Linked DNA regions of Homo sapiens: region 2 is linked to region 1. The links are chromatin contacts, found by Hi-C or POLR2A ChIA-PET in ENCODE. All regions are on one chromosome and are shown on one strand. The core of a region is the stretch at or near the end of the contact, and the rest is flanking DNA. Distances in the headings are between cores, read along the strand shown.

Region 1 (7,175 bases), core at 1,333-3,832:
CCCATAAGCAATTTCCCAGGTAGTCTGGTTCTTTTTACTTCCACCATATATGTTGAGTCTCCTCACTTCTCTCCAACTTGACCGCCATCCCATAGAGGCATCCCTTCTGGACACACGAAATCCTCCCAGCAGGGTTTCCTGTGTCTTCTTTTGCTTTTCAATTCAGTCTCCACACAACAGTCATTTCAAAACTTAAATCGATTCTCATTACTCTCCTTTCCAAAACTTCTCATTGAATTCCTATTGTACTTGAGTAAAATTCCAGCTCCCTGTCTTGATCCATGAGGCATCCGTGGATCTCTGCGACCCTGTCTTGTGCCTCCTGCCCTTTCCCCACAGTCGAGCCTCGATGCTTTTCCCTGTTCCTGGACCACACTAGGCTCCCTTTCACCCTGGAGCTCTTGCTCATGTGATTCCCTGTGCCATAAATATCATCCTCCCTCTGACTACATGGCTGGCTCCTTCTTAGGGTCTCAACTTCCAAGCTACCTCCTTCCTGGGGCTTCCCTGACCACTCATGTGAGCATGTTCTCTGCCTTCTTTGAGGTTCCTCATCGCAGCTCCCTCTTCCTTTTCCTTGCAGCACTTCACATTTTGGAAATACCAAGTTGTCCGCTTGGTTAGGGCCATGCTCCCTCCTTGGATCCTGTGTTCCAAAGGGCAAGTCTGTATTTGTCTTATCCACCATGATACCCCAAGCGATCGAGACTATCCTGGCCAACATGGTGAAACTCCATCTCTACTAAAAATACAAAAATTAGCTGAGTGTGGTGGCGTGTGCCTATAGTCCCAGCTACTTGGTTGGGAGGCTAAGGCAGGAGAATCGCTTGAACCCGGGAGGCAGAGGTTGCAGTGAGCCAAGGAAGCTCAATATTAAATATTAATGTCCATATGAATAGTGTAAGATTTTATTATGTCTTTACCATTTTTATGATAGACTACCCCAGATCCTCTTTGGAAGCAGGGAAAGCTTCAAACAATTTTTTTAATATCATAAAAATAAAATTATTCATAATTCCAAAAAGTGGAAACAACCCAAATGTCTATCAACTAATGAGGGGAAAAATAACATGTACAGGTTGCAGTGAGCCGAGATTGCACCACTGCACTCTACCCTGGAGACAGAGTGAGACTCCATCTCAAAACAAAACAAAAAACAAAAAAACCCATGTATTTATCACATAATATTTGGCAATAAAAATAAATAGAGTACTGATACATGGACACCATGGAAGAACCTTGAAAACATTCTGCTAAGTGAAAGAAGCCAGTCACAAAACAACATAGATTGTAAGATTCCACTTTATGAAATGTCCAGAATAGGCCAATCCAGAGACAGAGAGTAGATAAGTGGTTGCCTAGGGCTGAGGGGTTTGGAGGGAATGGGAAGCGACTGCTAGTGGATGTTTGGAGGTAATGAAAATGTTCTGAAATGGTGTTGATGGATGTGCAACTTTTTGAATACACTCAAAACCACCGACTTGTATTTTATTCTATTTTATTTTCTGAGACAGAGTTTTGCTTTTGTTGCCCAGTCTGGAGCGCAATGGTGCAATCTCGGTTCACCAAAACCTCCGACTCCATGGTTCAAGCGATTCTCCTGCCTCAGCCTCCCAAGTAGCTGAGATTACAGGCATGTGCCACCACGCCAGGCTAATTTTGTATTTTTAGTAGAGACGGGGTTTCTCCATGCTGGTCAGGCTGCTCTCGAACTCCCGACCTCGGGTGATCTGCCCGCCTCGGCCTCCCAAAGTGCTGGGATTACAAGCGTGAGCCACCATGCCCAGTCGACTTGTATTTTAAATGGGTAAATTCTAATGATATGTGAATTATATTTCAGTGAAACTGTTACAATTAAAATTAATTAATTAATGGAGTTAAGAGCACCCTTGCTCTCTGAAGACAGATAGACTGGCTAAACAGACCAAGGAGATTGGCTTTGTGTCAAATGCCCACTTTGATTAGGGTCCATCCTCCCTCTCTTTCCCCTTCCCTCTCTTCCTCCCTCCCTTAAATGTTTCTCAGCATTCTTCAGGACTCTGGACCAGAGACGGATTAGACTTAGCCTTTATCCTCAAGCAACTAAGTTTAGTTGGGGCAGGACAGGGTGGAACAAAGGGAGGAGCACGGTGAAGACCTCATGGAGCTCCCTGGGTGCAGGCAGAGCCTCCCGGGGATTCTGGTGAAGAACTCTCTGTGTGGAGAAACATCTTTTGTAACAGCAAATACTGTTTTATTTCTTCATTCTTATATGAATTCAATAGACAATTACTGTGCGGGTTGCTGGGGTACAGAGATGCGTAAGAACATGTGTCCCCAAAGAATGGGGTGGAGGGCACAGGAGCCAACCATGGAATCCTAGCAGGGGTGTCAGAGGCTGAAGAAGGTCCAGAGGGGACCGCGCAGGGCAACCGGCCAGGCTTCCTGGGAAGTCAGTGCTGGAAACAGGAGACTGTGCTCGGCTTGGTGAAGCAGCTCCGAGCCTGTGATTTGTCTGTAGACAGCTCGGTTCGGGTGAGCCCCAGGGCTTTCCTGACTGTTACCGGCCTAATCAAGGCAGAAGGCAGCGTGGTGACCTCCCTCCCAGGCGCCAGGATGCAGCTGTGAAGGCCTGGCTGGGAATTGCTTTGAGGCCGGAGGGGGGTCTCCTCCCCCGACACCCGACAGCCCCTCTTCCATGGCCACAGGGGAGTTGCTGAGCAGATCTCCCCTCCCCGGGAGAGGAGGGCAGGCTGCGTGGCCCTGGCAGGAGAGCATGCGGCAGGCGAGCCTCCGGCCGCAGAGATGCCGGGCTCTGTGCGAGACGTTTGCCGCTAGAGGGAGTGCCACGTCGTTCTCCGTCCCCACCACGGACTCCCAGGGCCGCAAACGAGTTTGGGCGGAAGCCAGGGCTTTGGGGCTTCCTGGGAAACTCACTGTCTTTGCCTTTGTCCTCTCCATTTTGAGATTTCTCAGAAGAAGCTGGACCTAAGAATGCTTCGCATAGTTTGGCAGAATTTGCGGAGCCTGTTCCAGCCGCGTGGGTCTGGAATCCGGGATGCGGTCTCTGGCCTGTGCAACCCCTGTTTAACCCGGGGCTGGCCTCTGGAGGGCAGGGAGGCTGGGAGCAGAGAGAAGCACTCAAGGACCTGAGAAATGTAGAAGGTCTTGGATTTGTTTCCCTGTGTGCAGTCCCCTCTGGCCCTCAGAGCTGCAAAGGACAGACCCCTGGGTTCTGGGCAGGGGCTCAGCTCTGGGATTCGTTCAGTGCTTAAAAGGAGGGAAGGGAACTCAGGAATAAGAACGATCAGGCTGGCAGGACATGCAGCTGTTGTCAGAGACCTGGAAACACATGGGCCAGTGGAGCTGATGGGCCCCGTGGGGTGGGTGGGTGGCAGCATCCAACTGGTCAAGAATGGCTCTGCTGTGGCTTCCTCAGCATGGCCCTGTAAAGAGAGCAGAAGATGACTGTGGATGGCCCCAATTTCTGACATGAGAGGCCCTCACTGGCTCAGGTCGGGCTGGCCTCCTGAGGTGACTGGAGGATGGCTGCCACCTTTGGTGTCGGGACTAAGACTGGAAAAGTGGCGGGTCCAGAGAAAAAGCCCAGGCCCACAGCTTCCGCTGACGTGGCAACTATGCTTTTGGACTGCATCCTGGACCTCTTTTGACCAGGCCCTGTGAAGGGTTGCAGGAGGTTCAAGGCCCCTTTATCTCTCTAGCATTGACTCTTGGGTCTGGGCAACAGACCACCCTTTGCAACCTCTGGGCCCAGGCAGCAGGTGTGCAGGTGAGTGCAGCAGGGGCTTGGCAGCCGGTCACAGCTCCCCACCGAAGCTGCGGGAAGCCGGCGGTGCACCATCTGCAGTGGAGCAGGTCAGAGTGGGCCTGCTGAGGCTCCTGTCACTGCTGCGGTTAATGCTGCCGATTACCATGGTTACCCGGAGGCTGGAAGCTCTGACAGTCAAAGGCAGAGCAGGAGAAGGATGTCCTCTCCCTGCTCTGAGCCACATGGCTGCCTCTCAGTCTCCCTGGGTGGGCAGGATTCTTCTGGAAAATAAAAGTGCCTGGACCAGAGACGTTGTCCTGCCGGGGTTCAGCTGATCCAAGCATCATCCATCCCCAAGTGCCGGGGGCCTTCAGGGAACCCTGTTCTGAGCACATTCAGTGGGGAGGCGGGAGGCAGAAGGGGATTCTGGGCCTTGTGTTTGCTTTGCTCAGTCTTGGAAGGATAGAGAAAGGGAAGAGAAGATGCTAGTCTGGGCCTTAGGGAACTCTGAGTCAGAGGAAGGAAGCAGTTCGCGAGCTGGGTGGTGGATTCAGTATCGACTCCTGAGGATCTAGGAATGGCTTTCTGGTCCTGTGCCTACAGTGGCAGCTTGGGGCTGTGACTGTACCCTCTCCAAATAGGGCACTGGCCAGGGAGTCAGGACACCTGCTTTGCCAGTCATTGTGGGCTCCAGCTCCCGCTGGGTCCTGGTTTCTCCATCTGCAAAATGGGGTTAATGATTACTAATCCCCCACCTATTTCAAGTCTGTGGGGAGAATTTTTTAAACGAATAATTTTGTGCATTGAAATGAGCCAGCAGATTTCAAGTCTTTGGAGAAAAGGCCTTATTTATTATTATCATCAACTCATTGAGCAGAAATTCTGTTTATCTCCTTTACTGCCTCTTCGGTGCTGCATGAACTGAGAGCGATATCACCTCTGCAAGATGACGGGGCCCTGCACAGCTGTCCAGACCCCAATGCTGGGGAGTCCCGGGACCTGGAGAGGCCAGGTGGGGCTTCATCTGAGCTCCAAGGGGACATGGGGATCAGAGGGGAAAAAATGGGACAGGTACTTCAGGTGCAAATGCTCCTGCAGAAGTCTGAAGATTCTCAAACAGGGTGCCTAGCCTGGAGGGGAGGAGCTGGGGAGAAGGAAGCGGGGGAGGTGGGCAGAGAGTCTGCCTGGGGGCCAAGGGGCCTGGTTTCGAAGCTTTTTCTTTGGTGCGTTATCATTATTCTTTAAAACTGAGAAAATATGAATATACATAAAAAAGGGAATGAAGAAAAAATTAAATTAGTTATATCAAATTAATAACATTTTGACACTGAGTTTCAGTACAGTTTCTAATATGGAAGGTCTTTATAAGTATTGAAAGGAATGAATGAACTCAGAAGAGGATAAACCGTTGGTAAATATCTGCCAGACATTTCCCCCTTCTGTATATATGCACACATAAATACTTGTTATATTAATATATAAGATACTTTTTTTTTTTGAAATCGGGTCTTGCTTTCTCACCCAAGCTGGAGTGCAGTGGTGCAATCATGGCTCACTGTAACTTCCACCCCCTGGGCTCAAACAGTCATCCTACCTCAGACTCTTAAGTAGCTACAGGTGCACACCACCACTCCTGGATTATTTTTAAAATATTTTTATTAGAGATGAGGCTTTGCCATGTTGCCCAGGCTGGTCTGAAACTCCTGGGTTCAAGCCATTTGCCCACCTTGGCTTCCCAAAGTGCTGGGATTACAGGCGGCCTATATCATGTACTTTTAACGATAGGATTACGCTGCAACAGGCTCTCCTGAATCTGTGGTTTTGATTTCTGAAGTTTCAGTTACTGACTGTCAACCATGGTCTGAAAATAGTTGAGTTCTGTACAATAAGATATTTTGAGAGAGAGGGTGCATTCCCATAATTTTTATTATACTATATTATTGTAAATATCCTATTTCATTATTATTGTTAATCTCTCACTGTGCCTAATTTATAAACTAAACTTTATCATAGGCATGTATGTATAAGAAAAAGCTGTGTGTGCATACGGTTTATTACTATTTGCAGTTTCAGGCATCTACTGGGGCGCTTGGAACGTATGCCCCGCGGATAAGGGGGGTCTGCTGTATACATACTGATTTAAAACTTGTTTCCTCCCCTGAAAAATGTAAAGGAGATGATAAGTTTGAGGTTCTTCCTCCTCAGAAGTTTGGGTTTGACCCCTGAAGTCTGTGTGTCATTCAGATCAGGTCACGAGGTTGAAGGAAGGGGAACAGCATGACGTGAGGCCAAAGGATGAGTCCCTCTGAGGTGCCAGAGTGACACCAGCCGTCCCCCAGGACACAGGGCTCCCCCCACACTGCCCTCTGCAACAGGTGTGCCGCCCCCACACTGCCCTCTGCAGCAGGTGTGCCGCCCCCACACTGCCCTCTGCAGCAGGTGTGCCGCCCCCACACTGCCCTCTGCAGCAGGTGTGCCCCCCCCACACTGCCCTCTGCAGCAGGTGTGCCGCCCCCACACTGCCCTCTGCAGCAGGTGTGCCCCCCCCACACTGCCCTCTGCAGCAGGTGTGCCGCCCCCACACTGCCCTCTGCAGCAGGTGTGCCGCCCCCACACTGCCCTCTGCAGCAGCTGTGCCGCCCTCGGCGCCATTCTTAGTCTTGACTCCCTTTCACTTAGGGTTCTTTTTCTTCAAGGGAGGTCACTCACTGAAAGAAAAGTTCCTGCTGGGAAGGGTGTCTTTGGTCAGCTGAGCTTCTCGAGGGCCTCCCGGTGTCTCCCTTTGTACCCGAGAGAGCCTTCCTCACTGTGTGCTCTCAGCCTCAAGCTGCCCGCAGCCCTTCCTCCCATGCCTCATCTGTGCAGACGTCTCCACCTTTATCTCCAGGGCTCTGAATCCCAAGTCTCCTTGGCCACCAAGCTGCTCTCTGAGGACCGCCTGCTTCCTCACTGGCCCTCTGGTCTCCACGCACCCTCTCCTTATCGCCCATACTTACACAGCAGCCCGTGTTAATGGCAAGAGAGAAGGCGGAGGTGATGCAATCCTGGCACAGTCACAGTCTGCTGAGCAGGTGGTCCCAAACGACATGCTGAAGAGGCCTGGAGACGTAGGACACACAGACCTCGTCCTCCTAGGCTGGGCACGACAAGACCCCAGGGGCGTTTGGCTGCAGGCCTCCTGGCATGGACCCTCTGTCTTCTCCTTCCCTGAGGGTGTGGCCTGCACACCTGTGATGCATTGCCTGTTCCCGGCCATTGGCGGGCTGCCGGGTGAGATGAACTGTTTGATTCTGAAAACCATGGCCACTGAAGTCTCTGCTTTTAAAGTTCTGCTGTCAGACTTTTATACTTTCTCTACGTCGAGGGCTGTTGTTCACCCTCTTATCGTCATGCTTCCTCTTGGCTTGGAGAAAGCCGTGGAGCAAAT
Region 2 (7,175 bases), core at 1,586-4,085, 53 kb before region 1:
AAATGCTCCAACCCACTGGTAATCAAGGAAACGCAACCGAGACCACGAGATACCATTACTCACCTACCTAACAGACTAAGATTAAAAAAAAATTATAATAGGATAGAATAGGGTAAAGTGAGTATTCACATGCTGCTCCACCTCTGACTTGGTAAATACAGTTCCAGGAATTAATCCTAAAGAAGTAACCCAAAATGTCCACAGATTTGTTCATCAGTATTTCATTGCAACGTTATTTATAGTAGCAAATTACTGAATTATCTAAATGGCAAAAAGGAAACAGTTAAATAAGACACATTAATATAACAGAATATAATGAAACATGGTCTTTTAAGATTGTTTCCAAATGAATAATGACAAGGGAGAAGCAATGCAAGGTTAAGAGGAAAAAAAGCAGGAAAGAAAATGATATATATAGTACGATCCCAATTCTGCTACAAAGTGACAAATAATAGATTCTAAAATGTTAATTGTTTTTTTATCTCTGGGTGATGAAATTTGCATGGTTTTTCTTTTGTTAAAATTTTCCATAAAGAACATTACTTTTATAATTGAAAAGTTACATAATTTTAAAGAGATCAAACCTTGGTAATTCTATTTCTAGAACTCTATGCAAACATGATCTCACATAAGTCTCATATCTACCCCATGAGGTTGGTATATTATCTTCACTTGACATGCACAGATAGAGACCAGGGTGGATATTGTGACAGGCTCAATATTACCCTCAGAGCTGGACCTTGGCAGATGTGTGTGATACCGAAATTGTGAACCAAAATGATATAAAAAGAACTATCCACCAGAGAGTTACAGTAGGAAAAAAAATACATCTGATGGGAATGGCATGCAGGCAGGATGGGATAAATGAAGCCATCCGGAAGTGATGTTTAAGAGTAATTTTCAATTACATGAGGCAATGTGTGTTGTATACTAAAGTAAAAAAGCAAGATGCAAAATTTCATGTGCAACATGGTCCCAACTAATGTGAAAATGCAAAGCAAAAGACTGGAGGACAATATGATAAAATATTAACAATCATCTCTAGATAATATGTGTGTTTTCTTTTCTTTTTTTTTTTTTTTTGAGATGGAGTCTTGCTTTGTCGCCCAGGCTGGAGTGCAGTGGTGTGATCTTGGCTCACTGCAACCTCTGCCTCCTGGGTTCAAGTGATTCTCCTGCCTCAGCCTCCCGAGTAGCTGAGATCACAGGTGCCCGCCACCATGCCCGATTAATTTTTGTATTTTAGTAGAGACGGGGTTTCATCATGTTGGTCAGGCTGGTATCGAACTTCTGACCTCAAATGATCCGCCTGCCTTGGCCTCCCAAAGTGGTAGGAGTACAGGCGTGAGCCACCACGCTCAGCCTAGACAATATATTTATTAGAGATTATTACTTTGTTGTTATACCTGAACATTTTACACAATGGATGTTGCCTTTTACTACCAAAACCTGTTCCACATTAACTTTCAAAAATGTGTATATCACCCACTATAATCCTACAACCCTCTTCCTTACACCTACCCATCCTTTAAGGCCAAGTTCAAAATTCATTTCCCCCATGAAGCCTTCCTGGATTTGCCCAGCCCATTCTGCTTGACCTCCAAAACCATGTGCTCAAAGTAAAGCCTTGACTCCTGGCTTCAGAAACTCTCACAACGGCATTGTAGCTCTTGGGCTGAGCTCCTTACCAAGTATCCTAGAACCCCTAGGATGGGGAGCAAACCATCTCCTGCTCGAGTCTTGTGTGTTGTGGTTGGGAGCTGAGCTTGCAGAACTGGTGCCAACATTGTTGGTCCTCATGGTTGGGGAAGGCATGGACAATGTCATCAGCAGGATCTGTGGAACTGGATGCCAGCCCCTGACCAGAACCAGTCCCTGATGAAGTTCTCATAGGCCATGGAAAAGGAGAAAACCTCAGATAATGCAGCAAATTTTCCAAAACACTAAACGTATTCAACTGCCCTCTATTCAGGGATTACATCTTTCCTACTTTTTGGTGTTAAAACATGCATTGTTTTGTCAAATGATGAGGTGATGAGTAGATGGTAATTTTTAAATGTCATTTTACAAACTAACAACTGGCCACATCTCAATTCCCCGGTTTCCATCATGTTTCATGGTCCGTAAAATAATAAACAATATAACTAACTTTTTTAGAAAAAATGGAGTTGAAAAAAAGGTATTACCTTTATAATCCAAACAATATTGGTATGGATTGAACAAAATTAGAATATTTGTTATGCATGAGAGAAGTATGCCTAATTATCCAATTAAAATAGCTACCTTTCCTTATCCCAGTTATTTTTCCTTATAACATTTATAATTATCTAAATCATACTCCAGTATTTGTTCTCCTTTTTTATGCCAAGTCTTCCTGTGGAGGATGTGTGTTCCACGAGGACAGGATCTGAGTCTGGCTCAAGCTGACACACAGTAGGTACTCAACAAATATGTGTAACATACATAAAGGAAAGAACTTGGACCTAGAGAAGGTGTCTTAAAATATGAGATTCAAGTTTCATGGAAGTTATGGATGGGGTCGACAATATACTAGCATGTGGAACTGTCTGTCTGGAGAAAACTCCTGCAAAGGATTCCTTTGGTCCCCAGTCATTCTGGGAATAAGACATAAAAAGAGAGTAGGTAAACACAGAGGGCAGATTCCTGGCCGGAAGTGTTGGCTTACAGGCTCGGCAGGACGTATTAAGTGGAAGCATACATACAACTCAATTGCAAGCAGCTCTCCACTTCCTGCTCTGCAGAACACTCTCCTTCCCCCAGGCCTCTCAGCTTCCCTTTAGAAAACAAATCGTTTTTACAGTAGTTGATGAGAAAATGCCCTCTTGTGGGCGTGACAGTGGACCACCTCGATCATGTCACGGATTTCTGAAAATGTGGTTATTCCAGAGAATTCCTTCACGAGATTTAAAGGATTTCTTTTTTTTAAATCTCAAACATCAATGCTTTGTTAAAGCAAAAATACATTTTCTAAGAGGCCATTAAACAGTCCTCAATTCACTTCGGCGTGTCTAACTTAGCAATGCAAGTTCTGATTATCTTAAACAGCATCATCACAAAGATAATTATTCTCCTTTCTAAATTTTTGTACGATTTGCTAATGACTGAGTGATTTTTTTTTTAATAGTCATCGCCCAGAATCTGCCTCTTTTTCTGCTCCCAGGGAACCATCACCTGAGATTGACGGGCAGCAATTGAAAATAATAAAATTATGTAAGATGAGCTTGTAATCACCAGCATTTCACAGGAAGCAAAACGCATTTCGTTCTGGCTGAGGAACAGAAAGTTTCTTCCTCATTTTAAATCTGTATCAGAGGTAAAGCCTTCTATTAAAACACAATTCTCTGTACACTTACAGCCTCTGGCAGGCTGCCAAGGAGACTATCATGGAACCACCGCTGCAGAGAAGTAGGCAGTCAAAGGCATCGAGGATTGCTCCTGAGAAAGGATGCAAAGTCTCCAGAATTCTTGGGAGGGCTCTGCCCACAGCTACCCCCCACCTCTTCTGGCCAGGCCTCCCTCCTCAAATGCAAACACATATGCACACACACGCACACACGCTCTTTTTCTGGGAGAGGCATGGCAAAAATAAACACTGAGAAAATTCTTCCCTGTCTTTTGCGCCTGCACACACACACACACACACACACACACACACACACACACTCTCTCTCTCTCTCTTTGGGTTTCATCTTCCCCTTTCTTTTCTCTTTTGGATGTATTATTGTTTTCATCATCATTATTATTAATAAATTGCAAACTCTGCAGTCCAGGACCTGGTTAATTGCACCTTTTTGCTGCATGTAATTTACAGGTACATGTGACCACTTGGGGGCACAGTTATTTGAGAATGCTGGCACTGGCATTCAATAAGGTATGCTTTTAAGGTTTGAAGCCTGCTTTAAGAAAGCCCCAAATCTTGACTCTTACTGGAGCCCCAGCATGGAAGAGAATCCTGAGAATTATTCCTTTAAGGTGAGTCTGAGATTCATTATGAGGGACATTTTTATATGGGATTATACAAAACCATTTGGTTCCTTTCCCATTTTAAAAACTGGTAGTTTAAAAATTTCTTCTACATGGCGGCCTGTCCTTTTTCTGTTTTCATCAGTCTTAATGTCAGCATGGACGTAAACACATACTGCTCACTATGGGATGGGGACGGGCATGGCAAAATTAACTTTCCTATGATAGTTAATTCTTTTGCCTTGTTAGGTAAATTTTTATCTTTCCCAATATGAAAAATACGCTTATTATTTTAAAAACCAGAAAATGTTATGGTAGAAAGATGACCACTGTTAATATTATGGCACATTTTCAGCCTTTTTATCTATGTTCTTTGTTTTCATATACTTGACATTATAGTGTACACTATATATATAGTATAGTACGTCTACAGTGAAAACTATATGTATATATACATATAAGATATATATACATACACATATAAGATTATATATGATATATAAGATATATACACATACATAGATTTAAAGAAATCAGGGATACATATGTATATGTACATATATATACACACACATATATAAGAAATCAGGGACACACATGTATTAATTAAGTTTCCTTATTAATTAAAAACTATTCTCTCAAATAACCAAACTTACAGTGAAATCACTGAAGAAACTTTGTTCTCAATATCCATAGAAATGTTTTATATTTTTCCCATGGTTTTCTCATCAGCAGAAAGGCAAGGAGGGTTATTTACACCACTTTTCCCCAACCCTCCTGCAGTGCCCAAACACACCTGTGAGGACAGGTTCTGCCCCAAGACAAGCCAGGCTGTTCAGTTCACAGCTGGGCAGAGCAGTCTGCTGGGGGATGCCAGGGAGATACAAACCCACGGGAGAGAGGGGGAAGGATGGGGGCGCTGGGACTCGGATTGCATGGCCTGGGCTTTCACCAGGGGCCCCTAGGCCCAAGGACCTAGATAAGCACACACTAGGTTAGTGTCCTGGAAAGATTCTAATCCGGTGTGTGGGAAAATGGAGCAAAGTTTATCTTTTCTGGCTCAGATTCAGATGCACAGTCATTTCACACCCCGGTGAAGGAATCCTTTATTGAGCCACACATTTTAGGAAATCACCCTTATTTCCATAGGACAATAGTCAACACTGAGAGGGTGAAAATCCACAGGGTTTGCATTTTCCACCCGGGACAGTGTGAAACAGCACTGGGCTCTTAGATGACCCCTCACCCAGACGGCCCTCCCATCCCCTCCTCCTGCCGGTCCTCGATGCTCTTCCCACGTCTGGGCTGCTGGGATTCCAGTTCTGGCTCTGCCCCTGACTGGCAAGCCTCAGGTATGGTAATTCTCTTTTTCTGCCCCTCGACTGTTGAAAGTGCAAAATGTGCCCAGCACTGGCCTAGATCCTTAGAGGAAAATCAACAACAGAATATAAATAAAAGGTGAGGTGATCATTTTCCACAGGAGCACATGGTCAAGTCAGCTGGGGACTCCCACGCAGCCCTGAAGCAGTTACCTCGAGAACTTGCATCAGGCAATCCTCAGAGATGTGGGGACTGCTCCCTACAAAGCTGCAAAGGACAGGCAGGATCTGAACCTGGCAGAGCCTTCTAGAGAATGAAGAGGAGAGATGGAAGCTGAGGGTAGCCTCAGTCCAGCCGGACAGAGGCTCCTTGGACCAGCAGATAGTCCCTCTGCTCAGCAATGCACCTTCCTGCCCCTCCCACTACTTCAGGCAGGAGCAGATCGCTTCCTCTGTCCCAGGTCTCCTGTGCCTACATGTGAGCGGGCATAACGCGTCAGGCCCTGACTTGCTGAGATGGGCTCCACACTCCATGTCTCTGTCATGTGAGCCTCTAAACTGAGGCTCTGATGACTACATAGCCCTCGGCTCCTGTATAGGCTCAGACACCATAGCAGTGCCGCCAACCTCATTCAGAGATGAATTCAGAAGAAGTCCTTTAGAAATCACAGGTGCATGTCCAAGCTGGGCCTTGCAAGCTTACCTCTCCCAGGTGAAGGTCAATTGTTAGCTGTCAGTGACCTGGTGGACTTAGGGTGGGGACCGGGGGTGTATAGAGTACGGTTTCTGAATGGAGAGAGGGAAACCGGCATAAATACTTTTTCTCTTGGAGGGCCCCCAAATTCTGTCTGCTTCATGAGGTTCCCCAGTGACCACAGCCCACCCTGATCAGTCTGTCCTGTCTCCACAGGTCTCTACTGTAGAGCAACAGTTGAAGTTGTCACCCACACACTCTCAACTTGCATTATCTATGTCATGACATGAGGTACTGCCCAGAAACGGGGCAGCAGAGGAAACTGACCTCAGGTGAAACTGGCTTTCACACGGATAAATTTGTCCATGTTACTGGAAGGCAGGAATTACCCTCCCACCTCCAACAGGCCTATGAAGGCAGACATGGGACAACAAAGGTATTCTTGATGCTATCATATGAGGTAGCTACGCTCCAAGAGATTAACTTGCCTATGATTGCATCATGTCCAGGTAGCCAGCTAGTGTTTGAGCCCAGATCTATTTGCAACAAAGGTGTAGCTTTCCCCCTCCCATACCACTTAGAGACAAGATCTTGCTATAGCACTCAGGCTGGAGCGCAGTGGTGCAATCTTGGCTCATTGCACCCTTAACCAGGAGGTTAATCCTTCTGCCCCTGCCTCCCAAGTAGCTGGGACTATAGGCGTGTACCACTACATCTGGCTAATTTAACATTTTTTTTTTTTGTAGAGATGGGGTCTCACTATTATATTTCCCAAGTTGACCTTTATTAACTCCTGGTTTCAAGCAACGCTCCCACCTTGGCCTCCCAAAGTGCTAGGATTACAGGTGTGAGCCACGGTGCCCAGCTGCATGGCTCTGCATTAGGCCTCACCATGTCATGAGATAAGATACTGCCCAGCATTGGGGAAATGAGGAGACACTGACCTCAGTGTTGGACTCAGAGGCTACAAACTCACCCAAGAATGGGTCACAGCAGAGAGAGCCAAGTCACTGGAAAGATGGAAAAGCTGTGGTGCTTCAGTCCCAGACTAATGGCTTTAATGTGGCTAAAGAGCATCTCAACCAGCCTCAAGGCTTCAATCCAGAAAGGAAGAGGCCAAGCTGGGGACAGGCCACCCAAACCCTGCCTGGGGCAGGGGCCGCTCTACTCCTCCACCT

What was found. Hi-C counts contacts between places; a loop is a spot of excess contacts on that map. ChIA-PET counts read pairs that join two places held with the same protein, here RNA polymerase II (POLR2A). Pooled maps may share reads with other maps.
Region 2: a loop to region 1 is called in a map of naive thymus-derived CD4-positive, alpha-beta T cell, with 6 times the contacts of the local background. The contact joins two enhancer-like sites. A Hi-C loop is called at or near these places in 1 of 168 maps with a recorded cell type or tissue (naive thymus-derived CD4-positive, alpha-beta T cell), 3 of 37 single-sample maps with no recorded cell type and 10 of 50 pooled maps. POLR2A ChIA-PET finds 5 or more read pairs at or near these places in 2 of 52 experiments (K562 and PC-3).

Annotation. Positions count from the first base shown.
Region 1 is chr2:23,347,343-23,354,517 of GRCh38, reverse strand. No RefSeq gene overlaps it. Among named protein-coding and RNA genes, the nearest start is that of KLHL29, 34 kb to the left of the region's middle. RefSeq lists an enhancer at 6,391-7,084. Within about 2 kb of position 2,582, at least 15 of the 41 ENCODE cell types and tissues checked have a DNase peak (open chromatin) inside an H3K27ac peak, as active enhancers do.
Region 2 is chr2:23,400,236-23,407,410 of GRCh38, reverse strand. All of the region lies in intron 1 of KLHL29 (kelch like family member 29), which reads right to left. Among named protein-coding and RNA genes, the nearest start is that of LINC02923, 17 kb to the right of the region's middle. RefSeq lists an enhancer at 2,477-3,058. Within about 2 kb of position 2,835, at least 16 of the 41 ENCODE cell types and tissues checked have a DNase peak (open chromatin) inside an H3K27ac peak, as active enhancers do.